Linked DNA regions of Homo sapiens: region 2 is linked to region 1. A link is an interaction called in ENCODE POLR2A ChIA-PET data of the cell type or tissue named here. Cell type or tissue: OCI-LY7. All regions are shown on one strand. Each heading gives the region's core, and the rest is flanking DNA. Links, peaks and the distances in the headings are about the cores only. Region 1 holds the start of LOC124901274 (a long non-coding RNA gene). Region 2 overlaps CASC15 (cancer susceptibility 15).

Region 1 (12,833 bases), core at 2,883-10,882:
GACCAACCATACTTACCTCACAGGGTTGTTATAAGGATTAAGGTAATTTACATGAAACTGCTTATTAATAAACTGTACAGAGAGCATAAGTATAAAATAATATTATTTCTCTAGTGTAACATATCTTTGACTGAAGCATAAAATCAAGTCCTTAATAAGTTGACAAATCTCCAGCTCACTTTATATGTTTTTAAAATGGTAAGGATATTCTTCTCCCCCAAAAGCCATTTTAAATATTCAAGATAAATTGAAAAAAGAAAAAAAGTACCTCTTCTATGAACGTGCTGCCCTCATAAATTTCTATCATCTTCACGTTTATTTTGTAATGGAAATATACAAACAATGCCAAGCATAGAAATTGTAGTTTAAAACATGTGAGTGGGTTTTCAGCTACTTTTGATTTGTTTCTGATTTTAAGGCTTTGTTCTAATCTACTTTTTATACTCTGGTTTCAACATGAATACAGCCCTCTTGTTTGAAAACAGACAATGGGCTTATTCAACCCTCAAGGCCCTCTACATTTGGTGTTTCTGCCACGGCCCTTGGTGGCTTTACCACATATATTATTATCTTGTAAAAAATGTAGACGTAACAGCTGAGTTGTTAGCAGAAGTCATAGTAGTTGTGTAAAAGGGTGTTAGTGTAAATGATTGTGGCAGTTGCATTAACGCTAATGCAGTGGGAATTATTCACGTATTCACTGAATGTAATCCTGGCCTTCCGTGGTGGTAAAGTTCCTCTATAGAAGAGGAGAGGTCGACATCAATGTAATTTCAGAGGAGAAACAGCCATGTGTAGAGCTATTTTCCTATTTGACAGAAATGTTTTCCAGTATAACATCAGAATTTTGAGTTATGCTACTTAACTTTCCTTTCTTGTAAATATTGAATTAAAATAAGATATTGCTAGAAAAAGTAAAACATGACCCAGCATTGCAATGCTGAAAATTGGATTATAATTCTCAGATTGTTAGATTTCTGCCATCTTATAATTTATTCAAGAATATAGAGAATTCTAACGTAAGTGTCTTCATGCACCTTCTTACTTAAGTGATACTTCATGTTACCCTGAACTGTCCTGAATTTCCAAAAATCTCATGTTGGGTTAAGAGGAATTTCCTTTCAAGATACTCTGTCTCCTCTTCAACATCTTCTCAACCCTTTTCTCCCCACCCACACATACTCACTCATTTACACTTAACCTAAAGAGGACACTGATTTTAGGACACTGGAAATCTGGAATCCTTACACTGTGTTTTAGTAAAGGTATGAGCCTGGAACTCCTGAAGGCCTTAAAAAATAGCACTGTAGTAAATAGAGCTTAGTTGGGGTAAACAGAGCACCCCGGAAAGTAGTATATTTTGGTGATTCAAAATTTATTTCACTTCTCTGATCTGTGTAAGTATTTATGTGATCTGTAAATACTTCCCAGCCATAAAAATTCTAATTTCATCTCTCAAGATACATAGTGGGCACTTGTGCAACTGTATTCAGGGAGCTGTCTGTTGGTTGGAGAGGGAGATGAAGTAGATTGAGGTGCAAATGGCATATTTAATGCCGAAGCTGTTGCTTTAATTGGTGATGTTGAAAGTCACTTGAAACCACCCCCCTAGTCCTCAAGGGAGTTCTCAGGTTACGTGTGGGTGTACTGTGAATGCCTTTTATTTTATTGACTCACTAAATTCTTAGATTACTCTTTACCATTTGATATTGACAGACCATAAAATTCTTATGGAACCTGCTCAGTAGTGACTTATAAAGAATTATCTTGTTAATAAACTCAGCATCATTTGGAATTCAAGTTTAATTAAAATGGAAAAGTAAATGATGATGTAAAGATTTTTCCTCATTTAAACTTGTATCCTTTTATTGCCTCTCTGTCTTTTCTCTAAATTCAAAGATAGATTTTATTTGACACCCATTTTTGCAAGGTGCATTTTTACAGAATCTGTTGTAGGACTTCTTCTCATTAGCTTTTAAATTATTATTATTTTTAAATTAGAGAAGGAGTTGTGAGATAGAGTCTGAGAGAGGTAAAAATGAAAAATCTATGTTATCCAGGGATTTTAGTTTTTGGGATGCTGTTTAAAGATAATGATTGTTTATGGACTCTTTAAAGATGTTTTCTCATAAGAGTTGCCAAGTAACAGATTAGTTATCTGAGGGTGGTTTGAAAGACCTTTTGAAATTGCCTGGGTGACAATACTACCTTATGGTACTTATAAAGCTCCTTTGAAGTTGGCCTTTTATATTAGAAAACCAGAAAATATTTTTCTTTTATTAAACAGAAAACAATACATGGTTCAGAGGTTAGTATTTTTTTTTTTTAGAAAAAATTACATTGGTTATTTTTGTGATTGACTCCAATTTTTTTTTTAAATCTTTCAGCCTTTGTGGGCTACTGGATTTTTCTAAATTAAGGTTCTTAGTATAATACGTTTGGCTGCTCTTGTAAACTATAGTTACGAGGTACATACTGTTATACCTCGAAATTTGAGGCCCTCTTCTTTTTTCTCTTCTGTTTCAGACACTGTGGTACAAAACCTGCAGCCCCCAAGCTTGGTTAAGAGAATTTTGGATTGAAATAAATATTGTAGGGCATGCGGCATTCCTGCACAACCCTTGTTATACACAGTCACACTGAAAGAACAGGTTAAATGGAAGGGGCTGTCAGGGGTCAGGGCTAGAAACTCACAGAGGCAGATATTGCAGTTTGGATAAGCAGGAGTTTATGAGAGTCCTCTTCAGTCCAAGCTTATCTGAGCTCACAAAGGAGATTTACGGTCTGTTGCTCTGCAAAAGCTATTTGGGCAGGCACTTTTCTTCCCAACTAGCTTTTAAGTGCTCCTGGGGCCCTCAAGCCTATTCACTTAGGCCTCTCAGATTATGAATACATAAACCTTAATGATTTTGGAGTCCCAAAGGAAGACATATTAACTGGTACATCATCAAAACATGATGCTGCTAATAGAATGGACAAATACATCGTAGGGCATCACAAATTCACCCGTTTTCTAGTAGTGACTATAATAATAAGTTTTTGCAACCCGTAAAGAACATTTATTCTGTTCTAGCATTGATAGGATGACTGATATTGATTATAAATTTATATTCAAATAGTGGAACCAGTTGTTTGATAGACATAACCTCTGAGACCAGCAGTAATGATTTTAGTTTTTAATGGTTTGACAAAATATACAAGGCATTTGATGAATACACAAGTTGGTTATTTCAAGCATCTTGGAGCTTCAGTCTTCCCATATTCAATAGTGATGTAGACCATGCAGTCTGTTCCCCCTTTACAGGTATAATTTGTCTTTCAAAATAAAAATTGTGATTGTGATTGTTACTAACACATTGTGTCTCTTAATATTCTTTAAATACTTCAATCTTTTCAAGCAACGTTTGGCATAACCTGAATTCCACTCAAAATCCCTCAGGAGAGAATAGAAACTGTCATATGAAATTGGTTATAATAGGATTTAACCTATAGAGTTCTGATTCTTTCTTCCCTTCAATTTTTATCAAGTATTTAATTGCCCACTGGATGATTTATTTTAGAATTGGCCTACTTTTTTTTTTTTTTTTTTTTTTGGCTTCAGTGCCTGTGGGCAAATGTAAATTTGCAGCTGAATTAGCAAACCAGGGATCTCTGTGTAACTTAATAACCACAACAGGGAATCAAGTAACTGATTTCCCTCTTTTTCTAGATTGGCCATGTGTGTAAGGTGGTAGAACTAGAATTAGGAGATAAGGGGGGGTTATGAGGAAATGATTAATTTCAAATTGTTTTATTAATACAAAAAGAATGTACATTTATTGCGGAAAATACAGAAAAGTAAAAAGAAGAAAAGAAAATCCATTATTCTTCCACTCAGAGAAGTTATGTGAATGTTTTGATATCTTTTATTTCAATCTTTTACTTTTTTGAAATATTTTATGCATAAAAAGTGTACATACATTTCTGAAATAGACAGCAATAAAAGGCTGACCCATGCGTCTGCCATCCAGCATAGAACAGTCTCAATTCTGTTTTATCTTTCAATTATTCCTCCTCACCCGTACCTCAGATACAACTTTTCCCTTTTCAATTAAAGTTAATTTCTCCAAAATAAAATGTAATTTTGATAATTTCAAACACGTTTAGTCTCTTAGCATATTTTACATAAGTCAGCATCCTGACATTTTTGTTTTCCATTTTCTTGTGTTCCTTCATGATTTCGCCATATATGTGTCCCTAACTAATAATTGCTTTATTTTGCATGTTTTAAAGCTTCAAATACATGAAACTGTACTGTGTTTCTTCTATCGCCTTTTTAAAAATTAACGTTATATGTTTTGTGATGTGCGCAACTTTATACATTTATTTTCATTGCTGTATAGTACTACTGTGTATGAATGTACCTCAGTTTATCCATTTCCTGTCAGTGTACTTGTGGGTTTTGTTTTGTAGCAGATTCTGTCAGTTCCTCACCCACGTCTTTTAGCTGTTTCGTGATGCACTCATCAACCTCCAGATGCATTATCTGCATCTGTGTCTAAGCGCTCTCCTCTCCATCCCAACTACAGAAAGCCTTGCACATCACAGAAAGCCAGGAGTGCCCCTGGGGGCAGGTCTCAACCAATGACTCTGGGGAGTTGGGGTGTAAATACCGCAGCTCCCTTGGATAATTGCAGTTCCCCTAGTTTCTCTATGAGACGATGCCCCAGTGACTCACACAGTAGTTGGTTTAATGGTACACCGTTTATTGGCTGCCTTTTCTTCCCTGTCTTACTCCCCCATACCCCTACCAGTTTTTTTTGTTTATTTTTTTCTTCTAAATAAACTTAATTTTTGTCTTAGGGTCTGCTTCTGAGAGGAGCTAAACTAAGTCAAGTAGTTTGCAGTTTGGGTCATTGCAAATAATACTGCTGTGGACATTCTTGTATCCTGGTACACAGAGCAACTGGTACACAGTTTTTCTGGGATATATTCCCAAGGAGAATAACTGGATTACAGGGCATGCATATATTCCACTTCCTGAGTTGGTGCAGGCTTGTTTTTCAAGGTGGTTGGGACAAACATTCATGAGTAATGAGTAAAATATTCCTATCATTCAACACCATTGCAAACTTACCTTTGGTATTGTGTTTAGCATAGTTTCTTTTAATTTGTATTTCTGGATACTTAATGAGATTGTACATCTTTACATATATTATTGGCCATTTCTATGCAAATGAATATTTGCATTTGTCACTTCTTCTATGGTCTGTATTTTTTTTTTTTTTTTTTGAGATGAGGTCTCACTATGTTGCCCAGGATGGTCTGTTCTTGGGCTCAAGTGATCCTCCTGCCTTAGCCTTCTTAGTAGCTGGGACCACAGGCATGTGCCATTGTGTCTGGCTGTAATTTGCTTTTTTGTAGGAGCTCTTTATAAATTCTAGGTAGTAGCATTTTATGTGTCTTTTAGACATTCTCTCCAAGTTTGTGGCTTGTCAGCTCCCTTTCTTTATGAGTCATTTTTAATGAACAAACATGAAGTCAAAGCACTTAGTTTTTTTTTTTTTGAGACGGAGTCCCTCTCTGTCACCTAGGCTGGAGTGCAATGGTGCGATCTCGGCTCACTGCAACCTCCGCCTCCTGGGTTCAAGTGATTCTCCTGCCTCAGCCTCCTGAGTAGCTGGGATTATAGGTGCCTGCCACTATGCCCAGCTAATTTTTGTATTTTTAGTAGAGATGGGGTTTCACCATGTTAGTCAGGGTGGTCTTGAACTCCTGACCTCAGGTGATCCACCCGCCTCTGCCTCCCAAAGTGTTGGGATTACAGGCGTGAGCCACCACGCCCGGCACAGCACTTAGTCTTTCACAATTAAATGTGATGCTACTTGTAAGTTTTTTAGCAGTCCTTTTAACTGTAATGTTTGGATCATTTGCATTTAATGCAATTATCCAGATGGTTGGGTTTGAAATCCATTATTTTATTATTTCCTTTCTTTTTGAGAAGTGCTGGGATTACAGGTGTGAGCCACCATGCTTAGCCTATTTTATTATTTCTTTTCTCTTTTCTTTCTCCCACACACTCCTCCTCCTCCTGTTGCATTTAATACTTCATACACAGAAGCAGAACTCCAGTACATTTACATGTTAGCAGTGTTTTGTCCTGTGGACAAGGAGAGGATTCCTTCCTATATTGGAATTGCCAGCTGTGTAGTAGATAACTGGAATAAAGTGTTTCTGATGGAATGTGTTTGGATATCACTCATGTAGGAAAAGCATAGGAGCGTGCGTTTGTAATTCTGAACACATTCAGTGGGTGGCTTTGTTTGCTAATAAGGTGGTTCTTGAAATGCCACAGAAGTGGACAAATATGTTAGAAAGTCTGAAATACTTGAACATGATACCTACCTTTGAGGACTAAGTGAGACAAGTGATGAGTCGAGGCGATATCAAGGCGATAGGGGAACATCTGTGGTAGCTCACTGGGCCTATGATCGCATTCTTCTCAGGTCAGAAGTCCCATGCGAGAGACCCAAAGCCACAGCTCGCTTCATTCCTCTGACGAAGGCAAGCTTGCTGCTCAGCTCTCCTACGTTAATCTGCCAATAAGTTCTGCAAAACTCACTTGGTTTTTTAAAAAACTAATTGAACTCACACGAAAGCTTTATCAGTCAACCCTTAAGTCTTGCTGCCTTAAACAGATCAGTGTAAAAGGAGTTTTTGTAATGTTTATAGAATGAGGTTGTGTGAGGTCACTGAAATGGTGTTTGTTTTTCTTGCAGCTATTTCAGTGGCAGTTATACAAAGCTTGATATGCTTTGTTTGGGAATGTGTGATACTGTAAGCATGCCATTTTTGGTCTGTGCTAACTGAAGCAACATTTTACCCTGTGTGTAGATAGTGTGGTGTATAATCATTCCTGTGATTTTAATAACAGAATTATAATATGTGAGACCTCAAATGGGTGTTAGACATCATCCAACTTCCTCACCACAGAAAAATATATAGGCAGGAAGAAATTTTAAAAACTCGTTTCATCATGCCAGCTAGGAAATTTTGGTAGATTATGTAAAATAGAGATTCACCCACAAAATGTAATAGTAAAGTTTCAAGAATGAGAATGGCAGACGAAGTTTTAGGAGAATGTCTGTTGCTCAAGTGAGGCATTCAGTAGAAAGTAGTGGAAAATTGGTTGGGGGTCATACATCTAAGCTTAGGAGCATTATATGCAATCTTACAATATTCTCAAGGCCAAATCTCATGCATATCTTTATGCAGCCCCTGTCAGAGACTGCGTTTAAGAAAGAAGATACTTTAAAAAAATGGTTAAAATGGTTTTTTTTTTTTTTTTTTGGAGACAGAATCTCGAAGTCTTGGAGTCTCACTCTGTTGCCCAGGCTGGAGTACAGTGGCGTAATCTTGGATCACTGCAACCTCTGCCTCCCGGGTTCAAGTGATTCTTCTACCTCAGCCTCCTAAGTAGCTGGGATTACAGGTGTGTTCCACTACGTCTAGCTAATTCTTGTATTTTTAGTATTGACAGGGTTTCACTATGTTTGTCAGGCTAGTCGTGAACTCCTGACCTTGTGATCCGCCAGGCCTCCCAAAGTGCTGGGATTACAGACATGAGCCACCACACCCGGCCAAAATGGTAAATTTTTATGTTATGTATATTTTGCTACAATTAAACAAAAGCAAATGCAAATAAAGACAAAGGAGGCTGTGGATTTTCACCATTTTTTTTCTTGTTTTTTGTGTAAAGGGGAAGGCAGTTACCAACCCCTGTGGACAGGAATCGCTTTTGAAGGTAGGGCTGAGGTGATCATCAACCAAGTTGTAAAGATCAAAACTGACCAGCCTGCCGGAGACTACCTAACCCTGTTCCTGTTTCTGCCGTATCAAGTGAGGACTTTCTGTTCCCTCTGGCGATGCTACTCTGTGTGACTCATGATTCCACGTAGGCTTGAAGGAATGGTCTTTATTCAGTGCCTGTTAGGTGTGAAGCAAGGTATTAGAAATTGTATATACATTATCACATTGATGTATCACAATCATCTGCTGGAGGTGGTATTATCCCTAATTTTTAGACAAAAAAAGTGAGATTCTGAGAGGGAAAGTGTAGTCTCCAAGCTCACACGTGTAGCAGTTCAGAGAATTCAAACCCAGATCTCTGTTTTTGAACTCCTTGACCTTGTCTTTATAATGTCATTGCCTCAAATTTTGTATCCACCCAAGCTAAATGGAAGGAAGAATTTAGTACCTTAGACTTGGTATATTGTTTTTCAGGGGAAATAAGTATAAGAAATAGGATTTCGTTTGGCATGGAGTATTTCATTCATATATGAGATTTTTAGTGGGAACCCACTTGGTGCTAGACGTTGTTTGTAGGCATTGGTGAGCCATATCTCTGTGCAAGACAGGCGTAGTCCTTGCTCTCAGGGAATAATAAATTATGCCATAGCTGTGTAAACCCACTTCGTCTGCATGCAGAAATTTATTTGAAACTGAATTAAGGACAACAATCAAGCTTTTAACTATTTCTCTGTTACTTTCATCACCATCAGCTGTGGTCCGGTTTAGCGGAAGCAAAATAGACAAATTCAGTAAAATGTCTTTCTGTGGAGAACTCCCAAAATGAATACGCTGAGCCGGGCACGGTGGCTCATGCCTGTATTCCCAGCACTTTGGGAGGCCGAAGCCGGCTGATCACGAGGTCAGCAGTTCGAGACCAGCCTGGCCAACATGGTGAAACCCCATCTCTACTAAAAATACAAAAATTAGCCAGGTGTGGTGGCACGCACCTGTAATCCCAGCTACTCGGAAGGCTGGGGCAGGAGAATCTCTTGAACCCGGGAGGCAGAGGTTGCAGTGAACTGAGATCGTGCCACTGAACTCCAGCCTGGGCGACAGGGTGAGACTCCGTCTCAAAAAATAAATAAATAAAAATAAAAATAAATACACTGAGTCTCATGATCTGAGAGAGTTAATGTTCTGTAAAGTTGCTGTGAACACTGAATTAGCAAATACTGAACCATTGCTCCTAGGGAAAATACAGGGTTAGGTTCCTGAGAGCCTCTGGCTGCAAGATTTTCATCAATGAACACATATGCTTATTTTATGTGTTTTATTTAGCATGTATTTTATTTAATATGTTTTATTTGTATTTTAAAATATATTTACATTTAGATTTGATACATATATTTAATATATGTGTAATTTAATGTATATTATTGGTTCATTAACATTAAACTCATGGCTAATAGTGCTACAACTCATGCCTAAGTGAAGCTTAGCAAACACGTGCCTTTTCTCTGCAAGGTACATCACAGACTTCTTGCGCTTAGTAACACTAGATATTAATAGCATTTCAGCCCTCCATCTGGGGGGCATTGCAAACAGTGAAATCACCAACAAAAAGCATAAAAATGCAAAGAACATGGCATTAAAAATGACACTTGTTTACATGATTGAAGCTGAAACAAGAAGGCAGCGTGTCACCTTGTTCAGCGTCAGCTGGGAATGTGTGTTGGGCAACTTAGAACTTTCACTGCTCTGTGCATGTTTGAGAAAGCAGGAAAGCACCATGCATATTGATTTTGGGGTTACACGTAAATTTCTGCAAGTTAGGTGAATTTGCAAATACAGAATCTGTAAACAGTAAGGTTTGACTCTATTAATGTCAATAATAAAACATAATGAGAAAAATATGAGATATTGCAATACACAGAATTCAAATAGGGCAATGGGAAGGTGCCTGGGGCGGGTGCTACAGATTGGGAGGTCAGCTGAGGTGTCTCTGAAGAGGTTTCATCTAAACTGAGATCTGGATTACAAGGAGGAGCCTGTCCTGTGAAGATCAGGGGGAAGGGCATTTGAGGTGGGAGTGAGTACAGGCAGGGCAAAGGCTCCAAGACAGAATGAGTTTGGTGTGAGGAAACCCAAAGAGACCACTGTGGCTGCCAGAAATGGAGAGCTTTGGAGGCAAGTACAGGCCTGGTCACTAGGGCCTTGTCGGCTGGAGTGGGGGTAAGGATTTGTGCTCAGTGAGTGATTCTTGCTATATTTCTCCGTAAATGTTGCGGCATTTTTTTCATTTTCCCTGCCACACTTCCTAAGTGGAGGTGTTGCTTTTTACTTCTTTGCTCTTTTTTGGTGTCCTAGACACAGTAGCCCCTATATGTGCTGAGTGACACCAAGCTTTCGGCTTCTGGTGCTGTAACCTTTCCTTCCTTCTGTGACCATTGTGAATGAGGATGGAGTATGAATGGGTGATATCATGAGAGAGAGTCTGCATTGTATTGTATTGGTGTGGTGGGGGTGCTGAGGGGTAGGGAAGCAGGAAGAGGCAATGTGTACAGGAATAAAAGTTACTTAAATGCTCCAGGTCTGAGTTTTCTTAGTTGATGATTAGCTATGTCTATCAGGAAACAAAGGGTCGTCACCCAGGCTGGAGTGCAATGGCGCAATCTCGGCTCACTGCAACCTCCGCCTCCCAGGTGATTCTCCTGCGTCAGCCTCCCGAGTAGCTGGGATTACAGGCGCATGCCACCGCACCCGGCTAATTTTTTTGTATTTTTAGTAGAGACAGGGTTTCACCCTGTTGACCAGGCTGGTCTCGAACTCCTGACCTCAGGTGATCCACTCACCTCGGCCTCCCAAAGTGCCGGAATTACAGGCATGAGCCACTGTGCCCGTCCTGGTCCTTGATAATTCTTTTCTTTTTTTTTTTTTTTGAGACGGAGTCTCACTCTGTTGCCCAGGCTGGAGTGCAGTGGCACAGTCTTGGCTCACTGCAAGCTCCGCCTCCCGGGTTCACGCTATTATCCTGCCTCAGCCTCCTGCGTAGCTGGGACTACAGGCGCCCGCCACCATGCCCGGCTAATTTTTTTGTTTTTTTGTTTTTTTTTTTTTAGTAGAGATAGGGTTTCACCTTGTTAGCCAAGATGGTCTCGATCTCCTGACCTCGTGATCCGCCCACCTCGGCCTCCCAAAGTGCTGGGATTACAGGCGTGAGCCACCGCGCCCGGCAATTCTATTTTTTTTTTTTTTTTTTTTTTTTAAGACGGAGTCTCATTCTGTCGCCCAGGCTGGAGTGTAGTGGCGCAATCTCGGCTCACGGCAAGCTCCTCCCGGGTTCACGCCATTCCACTGCCTCAGTCTCCCAGGTAGCTGGGACTACAGGCGCCCACCACCACGCCCGGCTAATTTTTTTGTATTTTTTTTTTAGGAGAGACGGGGTTTCACCGTGTTAGCCAGGATGGTCTCAATCTCCTGACCTCGTGATCCGCCCACCTCGGCCTCCCAAAGTGCTGGGATTACAGGCGTGAGCCACCATGCCTGGTCCTATATTCCTTTTCATTCCTGTCGAGGTAAGCTTTTAGTAAATGGATTTCATTCCACCCTTTCCTTCTGGTAAGAAGCAAGGACTGAGGATGATAGAACTTGTAAATGTTTGAATTTCATAGTACACGGTTTATGTGTTGGATTTGTCAGGTGTCCTTCAGCGTTATTTGGTGAAGGTGGGCAAATTAAATTTGCCTTTTTCAATATCCTCTGAATTTTTAATGAGCTGCTATATGTCTTGTCACTTTTTCTGCCCATAGCTATTGTTTTCAGCATAACTGTGTTCTGTAATTCTTTTTTCTCTGCAATAGTAATTTATTTATTTTACTTTTCAAGATGGCTTCCATTTGTGTTATGCAAGTTTTAGATTTTGTACAATATAGAGTGTATAAGACACCTTTTTTTTTTTTTTAAACTGAAGAGCTATGGAATCTAGTATACCCAGTGATATAGCTATGACACATTTATCTAAGAAGGAATATGTTACCACAAAGACAGTTTCTTTCTTTTGGAGAAATTTTCAAATGCATCAGTGCTTTAAAAAAATCACCATTTTGGTATCCATATGTGAGGGTGAGTGATTTTTTCAGAGAGAAAAAATGTGTTCCAAATAGATATCAGTTGATTTCTTTAATCGTAAGTTTTATATTAATGCGTCTTTTTTTTTTTTTTTTTTTTTTTTTTTTGAGACGGCCAGGCCAGAGTGCAATGCCGCGATCTTGGCTCACTGCAACCTCCGCCTCCCGTGTTAAAGAGATTCTCCTGTCTCAGCCTCCTGAGTAGCTGGGGTTACAGGCATGCGCCACCACGCCCGGCTAATTTTGTATTTTTAGTAGAGACAGGGTTTCTCCATGTTGGTCATGCTGGTCTCGAACTCCCAACCTCAGGTGATCCGCTTGCCTCGGCCTCTGAAAGTGCCGGGATTACTGGTGTGAGCCACTGCACCCGGCCTATGAGCCTTTTTAAAAATAAACAAGCTGACTGTTTTTACCAAACGCTATGAAAATACAATTATAAGCTATTCTGTCAATTAGGAATTAGAGGTTCTTAGACCATAGCTCTGAGAGCACACTAAGTCCTCATGCTAAAATTTATTTTAAACATAATTAAGAACAGAGGTGGTTTTAAACCACTTCCCTGCTAACTTTTTTTTTTTTAGACAGGGTCTTATTACTCTGTTGCCCAGGCTGGATGCAATGGTGCGCTCATAGCTCACTGCAGCCTCAAATTCCCTGGTTCAAGCAATCTTCCTGCCTCCGTCTCCTGAGTAGCTGGGACTACAGGCACACACCCCCATACCCAGCTAATTTTTTTGATATCTAGTAAAGACAGGATCTTGCTATGTTGCCTAGGCTGGTCTTGAGCTCCTGGGGTCAAAGGATCCTTCTGTCTCGGCCTCGCAAAGAGCTGGGATTACAGGTATGAGCCACCACGCCCGGTACTTCTAGTTTTTGACATCATCAACTATGGTTGAGTTATGCAGAATCAGATAATAGACTAATTTAGCAAATAAT
Region 2 (12,833 bases), core at 2,516-10,515, 51 kb after region 1:
GGAGCTGGAGACCAGCCCAGCCAACACAGCGAATCCCCGTCTCCACCAAAAAAATACGAAAACCCGTCAGGCGTGGCGGTGCGCGCCTGCAATCGCAGGCACTCGGCAAGCTGAGGCAGGAGAATCAGGCAGGGAGGTTGCAGTGAGCCGAGATGGCAGCAGTACTGTCCAGCTTCGGCTCGGCATCAGAGGGAGACCGTGGAAAGAGAGGGAGAGGGAGACCGTGGGGAGAGGGAGAGGGAGAGGGAGGGGGGTGTAGATTTTTCTACAAAATTTTGTTATCCTTGTAGATTCAAGTAGCCATCACTGCAATTGGGATACAGAACTGTTCCAGCATGACCAAGAAATTCCCTTCTGCTACTTTTTGTTTGCATTTTTGAGACAGGATCTTGCTCTGTCGCCCAGCCTAGAGTGCAATGGTGCGATCATGGCTCGCTGCAGCCTGCAGCCTGGAACTGCTGGACTCAAGCAATCCTCCCATGTCAGCCTCCCAAATAGCTAGGGCTACTGCCACCACATTCATCTAATTTTCTATTTTTTATAGAGACAGAGTCTTGCTATGTTGCCCAGGCTGTTCTTGAACTCCTGGCCTCAAGTGATCCTCCTGTCTCAGCCTCCCAATGTGCTGAGATTACAGGTGTGAGCCACCACACCTGATCCTCTTCTGCTGCTGGTTAATAGTTACACGCTTTTCCTAATGCTAATCACTGACAACTACTGATTAATCCACACATTTTATGTGTGCCTACTTTTAGAAAACCCAGCCAAACATCATACCTTCCTAGGTGCAAGAATCCTATTTCCAACTTTTAAAATTCCCTATGGGCCTGAGTACTTAATGGGTGCTTAATAATGACTCCTTGAAACACTAAGTAAAAAAAAAAAAATAGAACTCAGAGCTGAAAAACATATGAATCAAGATAATTTACAAAACAATAAAAAAGTTAAGACTACTTTCTTAAATATGAGCTCTTCAGGTTGACTAAGTGACGATTTATAATTTCTTTTCAGGGAGTCAGTACACCTAAAAGTGCTAATGATCTGAAATAAAGCTTCTCTAAAACATAACTTTTTTTCAAAGCAATTCTACTAATATCTTTTCCTTTAATGACCTCTGTGATGTTGGTATGATGAAGTTTGTTATCCCTAGCTGATAGAGTAGGACACTGAGACTAAGAGAGGAAAGAAAGGCCAGGCGTGGTGGCTCACACCTGTAATCCCAGTACTTTGGGAAGCCGAGGCGGGTGGATCACCTGAGGTCAGGAGTTCGAGACCAACCTGGCCAACATGGTGAAATCCCCATCTCTACTAAAAAAAAAAAAAAAAAAAAGTACAAAAATTAACTGGGCATGGTGGCAGGTGCCTATAATCCCAGCTACTTGGGAGGGTGACACTGGAGAATCGCTTGAACCCAGGAGGTGGAGGTTGCAGTGAGCCGAGGTCGCACCACTGCGTTCCAGCCTGGGTGACAGAGTGAGACTCTGTCTAAAAAAAAAAATAAGAAGAAAAAATAATAAAAAAAGAGAAGAAAGAAAGCTAACAGTGAGTACCAAAGATGGCTATTTCAGTAGGTTCTTCTAACAGCCATGTGAGGTGGACGTTGTTATTTCCATTTCAAAGAAGAGAATGTGGACTCTCTGAGGTTCAATAACTTGCCTGTGGTCAGTTTATATCAGAGACAAGATTCCAGATCCCACATTCTCACCCTCACTCCACAATGAATGTTTTCCTCAAGAATAAAAGTCAAATAATTCAGGCCAGGCATAGTGGCTTATGTCTGTAATCCCAGTACTTTGGAAGGCTGAGGCAGGATTGCTTGAGCCCAGGAGTTTGAGACCAGCCTGAGCAATAGAGTGAGATCTTGTCTCCACAAAAAATAAGACAAATTAGTTGGGTGTGGTGGCACACGCCTGTAGTCCCAGCTACTCCGGACACAGGAGGATTGATTGAGCCTGGGAGGTAGAGGCCGCAGTGAGCTGTGATCACACGCCACTGCACTTCAGCTCAGGTAACAGAGAGAGACCCTGTCTTAAAAAATAAAGACAGGGTCTTTAAATAAGTAAGTTACGTAAGAATTCAGGTTGCTTGTCTCTGCCCCCTGTTTTTAAAAAAGTGTCAGTGGTAGTGGTGTTTTAGTACATTACCTACTTATAAAGGATAATATACTATAATAGTTCATAAAAGTGGTTGAGGGCTTTGAAGTTAGCCAGACTTCTCTCCAAGTACCAGCTCGGCCACCCTCTAGCTTTGTGGACTATGGATGTGTTGTTTTATTTATTGAAGCCTCGTGGACTCATCTATAAAATAGAGAACCTGGTTGTTCTCCATCAGGTTGAGGGAATTCAATGGAATGAAACCTGGAAAGCACTTAGCAGAGTGCCTGGTATGTACCAGTCATTCAATAAACAGCAGCCATTAGTGTATATGAATCTTTCATTTTATGGACTTTCCACTGCTGAGATCAAAATACAAGCAAATAAATACTTAGATTGTGTTATGTGCAAAGCCACATACTATTGTTGGAATTAATGGAGGGACACAGTGATTTTTTTTTTGGACTTAAAAATACTTGTTGAAATTTAGAATGCCATCTTGTCTATAAATTTTTTTAATTCATCAGTTAAGTTACTCTATTTTCAAATTGAAAGGCTGCCAATTTTTTTTTTTTTTCAAAATTCCTGATTTTGGTTTTAAATGAGTGGATTTTCCAAAAATGAAGGATTTGAATTAGATCTTACTAAGGTGCTGGTGACCCCATCTCTCTTTCATTTACCTGACATATTCATTTCCTGAGAAATGGTCAGGTGGAGAGGCAGCTGATACGGATTTTTGTGTGTGTGGTGGGAGTGGGGGTGCTCGCTGCATACAGCTTTTGCTAATATTAAAAGATAATTGCGTACACTCAACAGGCATTGCAATTGCAGTCACATTCTCCTGTCGTCCAGGGAATGGCACTCGGCTCTGCCTAGCATGATGTTTGTTTGTTTAGGGCGAGACTAATGGTTGAGGTATTTGTGAGAAGCATTTGTATCATAGTGACAGACTGCAGGGCGCTCTTTCCTGTGTTACAGATTGCTAGGAAATTGGATAGGACCTCCTGAGATATTCTATCCCATGCCTTCCCTCAAGACAAGCCTGTGACATACATGAGAATAGCGGTGGGGGTGGGGTGGAGAGTCAGGGACCCTGTGGGAGTGAGCTGCGTATCCCATACGGCCTGGAACGTCCTGTATTCTTAGGAACAGCCTGCACATAGCAATATAGAGCATCCTTGGCACTGCATGGAAAATGGACTGATACTCTCTTGAGGGCCTCTTGGAAATCTCTAAAGTGAAGAAAGAGGAAGAAAGACAGCTTTGCTTGACAGTTCTCATCAGAAGCCTAAATGATACAGTGCAATGCTGAAAGTTGGAGGCTGGATTGGTGAGGCTGGAGTCAGATGGGGGTAGGATAGTGGTTCTCAACTCTAGATGCAAATTATAACCTCCTGGTGGCCCATTGAAGGGTGTTGTCTTTAACCTCCCAGATGATTCTCCTGTACATCTGGGATTAAGAGCCACTGAGATCCACACCCTGATGAAACAGCAAAGCAAAACACCAACAAGGGCAAATAAAAAACTGGAAACAACCCACAATGGTTGAATAGGTCCCGTATTTCCTAATGAGGCCACTGGCCTTCCCAGTTGGCTGAAATTTCTCTTTTCACATTCTGAAAATGGGTCCAGTGGGCAAATATCCTGTTGATAGCTGAGTCCACCCAACTGCATTTTGTAGCATGTGGGATGTGGCTACTCTGTTTGCTCCAGAGTGAGAAGCAGGAAGTTCACTTTGGAATCATTATTTAAAGGCTCTCTGGGACCTCAGGCTTTAAACAGAAATATATAGTGCATTCTAAGGGGTATTGTGTTTAACTATTAATAATTGTTCCTTTCATATGAGAGATATTACTGTGTAGGGTGGACAGAAACCCTCTGAGAACACCATGTGTTTCATGTTTACCATGAATAAGTCTTTCCCTCTCAAAAATCATAATTTGGAAATCATTCTTTTCCTGTGAAAACCAGAAAGTTGCTTTTTTTTTCCTTCTGTTCTCTTAATAGGAACAGTAATAAAAGTTCCCATTGGGAAAAGCTTTCATTTTGACGTGGTGCAGTCAGTGGCGGTCTCTCTAGGAAAGCCCTGGAAAAGGCATTGCTGCATTTTTCTCTGTTGCATGTGTCTTTTCTCCCCTTAGTGTCATGTCCAAGCATGATGTCACTCACATGTCATCTGCACATCCCAGGTCCCTTTGCAAATGGAAACTACAGAAGAAACAAAAATTGATTGAGTGCATAAAATCTATTTCAGGAACATCCTAAAGGGTCTATCTCAGAAGCACTGAGTTCCAAAGGATTTGCTGACATTTATTGTTCTGCTTCAGATTATTAAATGTCTTTCTGATCACATGATGCCATGTTTTGCATAGTGTGACATATCTGTCCTGTTTTAAATTCATAGGAATTGGCAACAAGCTCATTTCACTGGTGGGTTTGCTGAAGCATTATCACAAGACAGTCAGAATGACTGATGAGTGCTCTTCAGGTAGGGAAATGCTGCCAGCCTGGTTTGTATTTTGTCTTACCAAGAGTTTTGCTCCTTAATTTTCTATTTCAGTTATGAATAATCCCTTTTCATGCTAGTAGCCATAATCACATTATAAAGGATTTAAAATTTGTCATTTCCTGGTAGTATTTCTTACAGCGTAAGCATTTTTGGTTCATGTACGATTATTCTCCTTTTATTTTATTTTTTAACATGAGGAGATATCATAGGCCAATATTAAGATTTCCTAATTTTAATGTTAAGAGCTAAGCACATATTCTGGTCAAGTAGAGAAGTTAAAGAGTGACCAGACTTTATCTGAAATGGTAGGAATAGGAGACATGCTGTTCCATGATGTACCTTGACACGGTTTTTAAAAAGCAACATTTATGCCTGAGAATCTAATGAGTTTGGTTAAAAGGAGATCTAGTAAGCCAATATTCATTCATTTCTGCCTCTCCCCCTAGATTCCTCCAATCATGTTTGTTTCTGTGTCTTCTTTTTTTTTTTTTTTTGAGATGGAGTCTCGCTCTGTTGTCCAGGCTGGAGTGCAGTGGCGCGATCTCGGCTCACTGCAAGCTCCACCTCCTGGGTTCACGCCATTCTCCTGCCTCAGCCTCCCGAGTAGCTGGGACTACAGGCTCCTGCCACCATGTGTGGCTAATTTTTTTTTGTATTTTAGTAGAGACGGGGTTTCACCGTGTTAGCCAGGATGGTCTCGATCTCCTAACCTTGTGATCCACCCGCCTCGGCTTCCCAGAGTGCTGGGATTACAGGTGTGAGCCACTGTGCCCAGACCTGTTTCTGTGTCTTCTTAAATTTAGAGACCGTTAGCTTTGTGTGTGTGTGTGTGTGTGTGTGTGTGTGTGTGTGAGAGATGGAGTCTCACTAGGTTGCCCAGGCTGGAGTGCAGTGCCTATTCACGGGTGTGATTATGGCACTCTACAACCTTGACCTTCTGGCCTCAAGTGATCTTCCCTCCTCAGCCTCCTGAGTAGCTGGGATTACCAGTGTGTGCTACCATGCTCAGCAATCTTTAAATTTTTTTGGTAGCTATTTTTTTTTTTTTTTGAGACAGAGTCTCACTGTGTTGCCCAGGCTGGAGTGCAGTGGCGTGATCTTGGCCCACTGCAACCTCCTGGGTTCAAGTGATTCTCCTGCCTCAGTCTCCCAAGTAGCTGGGACTATAGGTGCCTGCTACCATGCCCAGCTAATTTTTTTTTTGTATTTTTAGTAGAGATGAGGTTTCACTATATTGGCCAGGCTGGTCTTGAACTCCTGACCTCAGGTGATCTGCTCACCTCGGCCTCCTAAAGTGCTGGGATTACAGGCGTGAGCCACCGCGCCCGGCCTTGGTAGCCATTCTTGTAGAGCACTACACATCTGTCTCTGACTGAACAGGCCCAGAGATGTGGACAAGTTGGTCTCATAGAAACTTATTTTCAAGTTCGTCATGTGAGAAGCCCAAGGGAGTGGAGGACAGCCGTATATCTGGAAAGTGAAAACACGTAGCTGTACTTTTTGGGCAAACATAAAACTACATTTGAATATAGTAAATTCTTAGATAACTGTGAGCCATGGCCAACCAAAAGCATGGCACATACAAGGAACATGTGCCGGGTGGACCTTGAATGATCACATTTAACTTTGTGTCTGTAGAACTTGTGTTTCATTTTATTTTTCCCTTCCAAAGTTGTTTTTTGTTTGTTTGTTTGTTTTGTTTTTTTTGAGACAGAGTTTTGCTCTTGTCATCCAGGCTGGAGTGCAGTGGTACAACCTCAGCTCACTGCAGCCTCCACTTGCCAGGTTCAAGTGATTCTCCTGCCTCAGCGTCCCAAGTAGCTGGGATTACAGATACGTGCCACCACGCCTGGCTAATATGTTTGTATTTTTAGTAAAGATGGAGTTTCACTGTGTTGGCCAGCCTGGTCTCGAACTCCTAACCTCAGTTGATCCCCCCTGCCTCAGCCTCCCAAAGTGCTGGGATTACAGGCGTGAGCCACTGTGCCCAGCCCCTCTCAAAGTATTTTGAGTGGAACATTGTTCATAGAAGAAGTTACATCTTTTCTGGGGTTAGGATGTACATTTCATTAGGTCCTTCCAGATACTTAAAAGGTTCTCCGCATGCTGGTAGAATATGTGGTAATTCTCAGTTGATGAATTATATGATTGTGGCAGTTTGAATACGTAGATATTATAGATGTTGTAAATGGTTTTGTCAGGCAGAGTGAGCTACTATTTTAAACTAGCAAGAATATTCACTTTAACAGGCAGTTTCTTATTGGTGGCTAAGGCTGTTACAGCTATGTCAGTACTTTTTAGAAAAGATAAGCTGAAAGTATTACTCATTTATATTTATAAATCTAATCCTATGCATAACCAATGTTGAGCATTCCAAGCATTAATCCCGTGGTACTTGGCGTATAAAGGCCATGTGGAGCTAGACCTGGAAACACACCGTATACTCATCTCTTTTTGAATCTATGGGTATTTTTCCCCCTTTGGGAGTTCATTTTTCCTGGTTGTTCTGGGGGCTCACTGAGATGTAAGAGTTTCAGATTCTGGTTTCTTTGCGGAAAGACAGCAGAGTTCAAATTAGGCTCATAGACATTCTTGCCTAGTTGCCAATAATTCCTTACACAGTGACGATGGAGGTAAAAGAACACTGAGCAAGCCAAGAGCAGGGAGGGGAAGAGAGGAATCTCAAAGAATTCAGATGGGCCTACAAGGCAATTAATGTCAATACATTTCCTGTTTCCCACAACTTGGTTAGAGGTGGAGCTTGCAGTGACCTGAGATCGCGCTACTGTCCTCTAGCCCGGGAGACAGAGTGAGACTCTGTCCCCCAACAAAAAAAGTACAATTTTTGGCCAGGCGCGGTGGCTCACGCCTACAATCCCAGCACTTTGGGAGGCCGAGACGGGCAGATCACCCGAGGTCGGGAGTTCGAGACCAGCCTGACCAACATGGAGAAACCCTGTCTCTACTAAAAATACAAAATTAGCCTGGCGTAGTGGCACATACCTGTAATCCCAGCTACTCGGGAGGCTGAGGCAGGAGAATTGCTATAACCCGGGAGGCGGAGGTTGCAGTGAGCCGAGATCGTGCCATTGCACTCCAGCCTGGGCAATAAGAGTGAAACTCAGTCTGAAAAAAATTAAAATAAAAAGTACAATTTTTATACTAACGATGGCTATGTTATATATATATATATATATTTATATAATTTTTTTAGACGGAGTTTCGCTCTTGTTGCCCAGGCTGGAGTGTAATGGCACGTTCTCAGCTCACTGAAACCTCTGCCTCCCGGGTTCAAGCGATTCTCCTGCCTCAGCCTCCCGAGTAGCTGGGATTACAGGCATACGCCACCACGCCCGGCTAATTTTGTATTTTTTAGTAGAGACGGGGTTTCTACATGTTGGTCAGGCTGGTCGCGAACTCTCAACCTTGGGTGATCCGCCCGCCTTGGCCTCCCAGAGTGCTGGGATTACAGGCGTGAGCCACTGTGCCCGGCCTTTTTAAAAAAACTTTTTTTTAGATGGAGTTTCACTCTTGTTGCTCAGGAGTTGCACCTGGAGTGCAGTGGTGCAATCTCGGCTCACTGCAACCTCTGTCTCCTGGGTTCAAGTGATTCTCCTGTTTCAGCCTCCTGAGTAGCTGGGATGATAGGAGCATGCCACCACGTCCAGCTAATTCTTGTATTTTTAGTAGAGATGGGGTTTCATCATATTGGACAGGCTGATCTTGAACTCCTGACCTCAGATGATCCACCTGCCTCAGCCTCCCAAAGTGGTGGGATTACAGGCGTGAGCCACCACGCCTGGCCAGTTATATCTTTTTACCTGACGAAAACTGTAAACAACTTTTGGCATTCTACGCCTTTCAAAACAATTCAACTTTTTTTTTTTTTTTTAAATTTAAATCATGGAATTCAGATGAGCCTTCAAGGCAATTAATGTGAGTTAGGTCATATTGAACCTGTGTTTAGAGATACGTAAGGACTTTGATTAGTGCCCATCTTGTGCCAGCTTGTATTTCCCGTTTAGAGTTGGCAAAGGACAACATGTTGTAGCATTGGTCTTAGATGAATTATTGGTCTTAGGTTTTATTACCTAAAACCTGGATTTATTTATTTTTAACAATTAACCGAACTGTGACATCAATATCAGTTCCCATTCTTTGGTCACAGTTTAGTCATTTGAGAAAGGGTTGAGAGGCTTTTTAGGAGAAAAATTCATGCACATGCAGAGTCTACTCTAACACAGAACCACCTCACATTGAGTTTTGAAGCTAAATGATCTTTCCACGGTAATTATAATTAAGACCAGTATATTACAAAGAATCAGTTTACCAAAAAGAACTTTAAAAACCCTGAAGAACTAGGCCACATGCCTAGTTCACACCTGTAATCCCAGCACTTTGGGAGGCCAAGGCAGGCGGATCACCTGAGGTCAGGAGTTCGAGACCAGACTGACCAACATGGTGAAACCCCATCTCTACTAAAAATACAAAATTATCTGGGCATGGTGGTGCATGCCTGTAATCCCAGCTATTTGGGAGGCTGAGGCTGGAGAATAGCTTGAATCTGGGATTCTGGGAGGTGGAGGTTGCAATAAGCCAAGATCATGCCATTGCACACCAGCCTGGGCAACAAGAGTGAAACTGTCTAAAAAAAAAAAGGCCAGCTGGGGACTGAGGAGCAATTTGGGGTTATGTTGATCTTCTTGGGCTGGCAGAGTCTCTGGGCAACAGAGTTCATGCAGCTGGATTAAGGTTGCACCCTGTAGTTTCTCTTTCCACTTGGACAGAAATGGAGGTGTTGGGCCTATAATCTGGTCCTTGCCCAAAGCCAAGTTAGTGTTATGCAGTATTTCTGTTTTGAACACATTTGTCCTTATTTTCCCTTTTCTCTTCTTGCCCACTAGTAGGGAAAAAAATAATCCGAGTTATTTGCTTGGGTGGAGCCACTCTTTGATTGCAATGCCCCAGGGTTTTCTAGGTTAACAAATTGGAGCTTTCCAGCCGGCTGAGTAGGGGTGGGCTACAGCTCTTCTACCCTGCCTTCTCATATTCCTTTCCTTCCTTCCCACTCCAGAAGAGAAAGCAGAGGCCTGGTTGCTGAGTGTGGAGGACATGCTGTTTTGGGGAGCCTAGGGACTGTTGACCACAGCTGTGTCTTTTTGTGGAGAGGAGTTTCAGCATATTCTTGGAAGGTGTGGGATGCAAAATATACACCTTTTAGTTGAGTACTTTTGTAATGCAGCCCTGTGTGCCTTAGAGCTCAGAAACACTGGGGAAGGAGGGTGGGGTAGTTGGACGTGAGGGTGAGGATGGGTGGGGAGGAGGCGTAAATCTCCTGGGCTCCATCAGGGCAGGAATCAACATCCCAGGAAGCAGAGACAAACCCTTTGGCTTCTGTCCTTGTGCTCCATGGGTGAATCAGAAAGGACCGTGGTCAGTTATGTGGGAGTGCAGAAAGCCAGCCAGCCAGCACGATTCGCCTTGGAGGAATGACTTCTCATGCTGCCACCTCCTGCTTCTCTGCTGGGGGTGTGGAAGAAACAGTATGGGATGTGGGCGGTTTTCTGCTGCAGTTTATTGAACAAACAGCTGCCCTCCTCCATTTCTCTCCCTCCCTTACCCCCATCCCGCCACATCCTTCTTCCTGGGGCAGGGTATAACCATGCTGTAAACTTTGGTAGTGGGAGAATCTTGCCAATACTTTCTGAAACAGCAACTTTTTTTTTTTTTTTTGGCTTGGAACTGTTAGTTCAAAGCTGGAAACAGAGTAAATAAAATTTGATCTAGTCATTCTAGAAATGATTTGTATCAGTCCAGAAAATGGCCAGAGTCCAGTAGTTTGAATCTAAAAGAGCTGAACTAAGATAAGGTAAGGAGCCAGTTTTTTAACCTGGCAACCACATGCCCCAACTTGAAAGCCTGTTTGCTGCTCTTCTTTTGTTATCATAACCTCTTGAACAGAATACGCCATTTGAAACAACAGTAAACGCTTCTCAGTGGATAAGTTTATGACCTAGTTTTTGACCAAGAGCACTTACGGGATTGAACGGCGCGGGGAAGAGCAAAGGACCTTGGACACCATTCGCCAGGAAGTTCTGTGCAAACCGGGAGCTCGGGGCTCATTAGAAGCCGGAGACATTAAGCAGCAGCTGTTTTATGGTGTGAACTTTTGCACAGAGGATTTCAAGAGGCTCATTCTCCTCGGAAGTCTGTTTGCAAAGTGGTTCTTTCTTGGCTGTTGCTTCATCCTTCTTCAGAGGCCTATTTTCACTCCGAGTGTGAGCATTTCATGCCAAACCCAGCCATGACCTTGTGGCTGCTGAGCTGCCCGCATGGCCTGACCCCACAGGTCTTGGGATGGTGTGCGCAGCAGAGCTAAACCAGGAGGGGTGTCTATCTCAGCTCTGCTGGCTCTGGGGCTGGTCGCACCCTGCAGACTTGGAGTTGAGGACCAGAAACGCAGGGGGATGTTACAAAAGGAGCGTGATCCTGCAGCCCCTTTCCTCTCTCATAAACTGGATGCTTGGCCCTCCATCCTCTCTCCAGCTTTTTTCGTGAACTCTTGCACCCACTCTCAGCCTTCCCCTCTGCACTCTATTAAATCTGAACTTGAGTTCTTGTTCCGCTTAACATGGGAAGATATGCTTTTCAAGGAGAAGTATGAGAAATGAATTAAAATATATCTACAGTTTACTAATGGTGGTATAGGCCTTAGAATATGGTTAACGAAATTTCTTCCTCCTTTCTTTTCTCTTCCTTCTCTCCTTCCTTCCTTTGAAATTGTTTTTCTTTTTATCCTCCCACTTGTATTTGCTTTTACAGTGAAACTACTCAACAAAGCATACTTAGATGTGTTTTAGAAAGAAAAATCATTCTCTCTAAAGAGCACTATTAAAGGCATGATGCAGTCTGGGATCCATGAGAATATAAAACACAGAATTTAAAGGGTCAAAGTTAACGTTAATTATCTATTAACATGATTAATATTAGTAATAAAACTTACTGAAATGATTGGGTCCCATTTTTATATTTCACATTTCTTTTTTAGTAATGTACATCTTGTATATCACAAAAGATTTACCTATTTCTGTTCTTTTATCATTGACACATGAAATCTATATACAAAAAGATTTTTAAATGGGGGGAGGCAACATTCCTATCATCTAATGGAGAAATAATTATATACATGAAAGTGCATGAGAAAATAATATTCAACATTACAACTGTTTAGGCAGTGTTTTACATTTAAATTTAAATTTAATTTACATTTGAAAATGTAAAAGGAAAATACAAGACTGCATGTGCAATATTATCTATGCAAAAGTACACTGTCGAGTGTTTAGAAGGAACCATGCCAGAGAGTTTATAGTAGTTGAATATGGATTATGAACAGTTACTTTTATTTTTAATTTTTTGGGGGACAGAATCTTGCTCTGTCACCCAGGCTGGAGTGCAGTGGTGCGATCTCAGCTCACTGCAGCCTCTGCCTCCTGGGTTCAAGTGATTCTCCTGCCTCAGCCTCCTGAGTAGCTGGGATTACAGGTGCCCACCACCACACCCGGCTAATTTTTGTATTTTTAGTACAGACAGGATTTCACCATATTGGCCAGGCTGGTCTCAAACTCCTGACCTCAAGTGATCCACCCGCCTTGGCCTCCCGAAGTGCTGGGACTACAGGCGTGAGCTGCCACGCCAGATTATGAGCATTTAAAATTGTTTTCTTTTTACATTCTCTTTCCTCAGTTTTCCACAATGAGCAAGCAAATCTTTTATAATTAGAACATCTAACCTTTATTAAAATACTTTAATAAGGATATCTTCCTCTCTGTTCTACCTATTTTTGTGACGTGGTTCATATTAATATAGGAATTACAAAACTTCAAAAAGTTATTCTTGTTTTAGGTCTGTTCATATTTGGAAGGCTTTCAATTTTATGTATACCTCACCCCACTTGGGGCCAGCCTGGGAGCTGTGGGTTTCCTCCCAGAGAGCTCTACTTAGAGAACAGGGCATTTCTTGCCTACTGTGGTAGTCTCCTTCATCTTCTCCTTTTTAAATAATTATTTTGCTGGGTGCAGGGGCTCACACCTGTAGTTTCAGCACTTTAGAGGCTGAGGTAGGAGGATGGCTTGAGCCCAGGAGTTCTGGACCAGCCTGGGCAACATAGTGAGACCTTGTCTCTATTAAAACTTTTAAAATGGCCAGGCACAGTGGCTCACGCCTGTAATCCC

The links. Peaks named below come from ENCODE experiments on the same cell type or tissue, not always from the same donor. Only the 100,000 strongest peaks of a DNase experiment are listed, where the experiment ranks them.
Region 2: POLR2A ChIA-PET joins it to region 1 with 11 read pairs; 5 of 35 experiments call an interaction of 5 or more read pairs at or near these places.

Annotation. Positions count from the first base shown.
Region 1 is chr6:21,747,190-21,760,022 of GRCh38, forward strand. All of the region lies in intron 2 of CASC15 (cancer susceptibility 15), which reads left to right. LOC124901274 (a long non-coding RNA gene) reads left to right here and starts at 7,511. Exons shown (of 2, transcript XR_007059492.1): 1 at 7,511-7,627; 2 at 7,739-8,450. In OCI-LY7, for the core only: no CTCF peak of the experiment used is centred there; no DNase peak of the experiment used is centred there.
Region 2 is chr6:21,798,160-21,810,992 of GRCh38, forward strand. It overlaps CASC15 (cancer susceptibility 15), which reads left to right. Exons shown (of 12, transcript NR_015410.2): 4 at 4,498-4,581. Among named protein-coding and RNA genes, the nearest start is that of CASC15, 140 kb to the left of the region's middle. RefSeq lists an enhancer at 1-300. In OCI-LY7, for the core only: no CTCF peak of the experiment used is centred there; no DNase peak of the experiment used is centred there.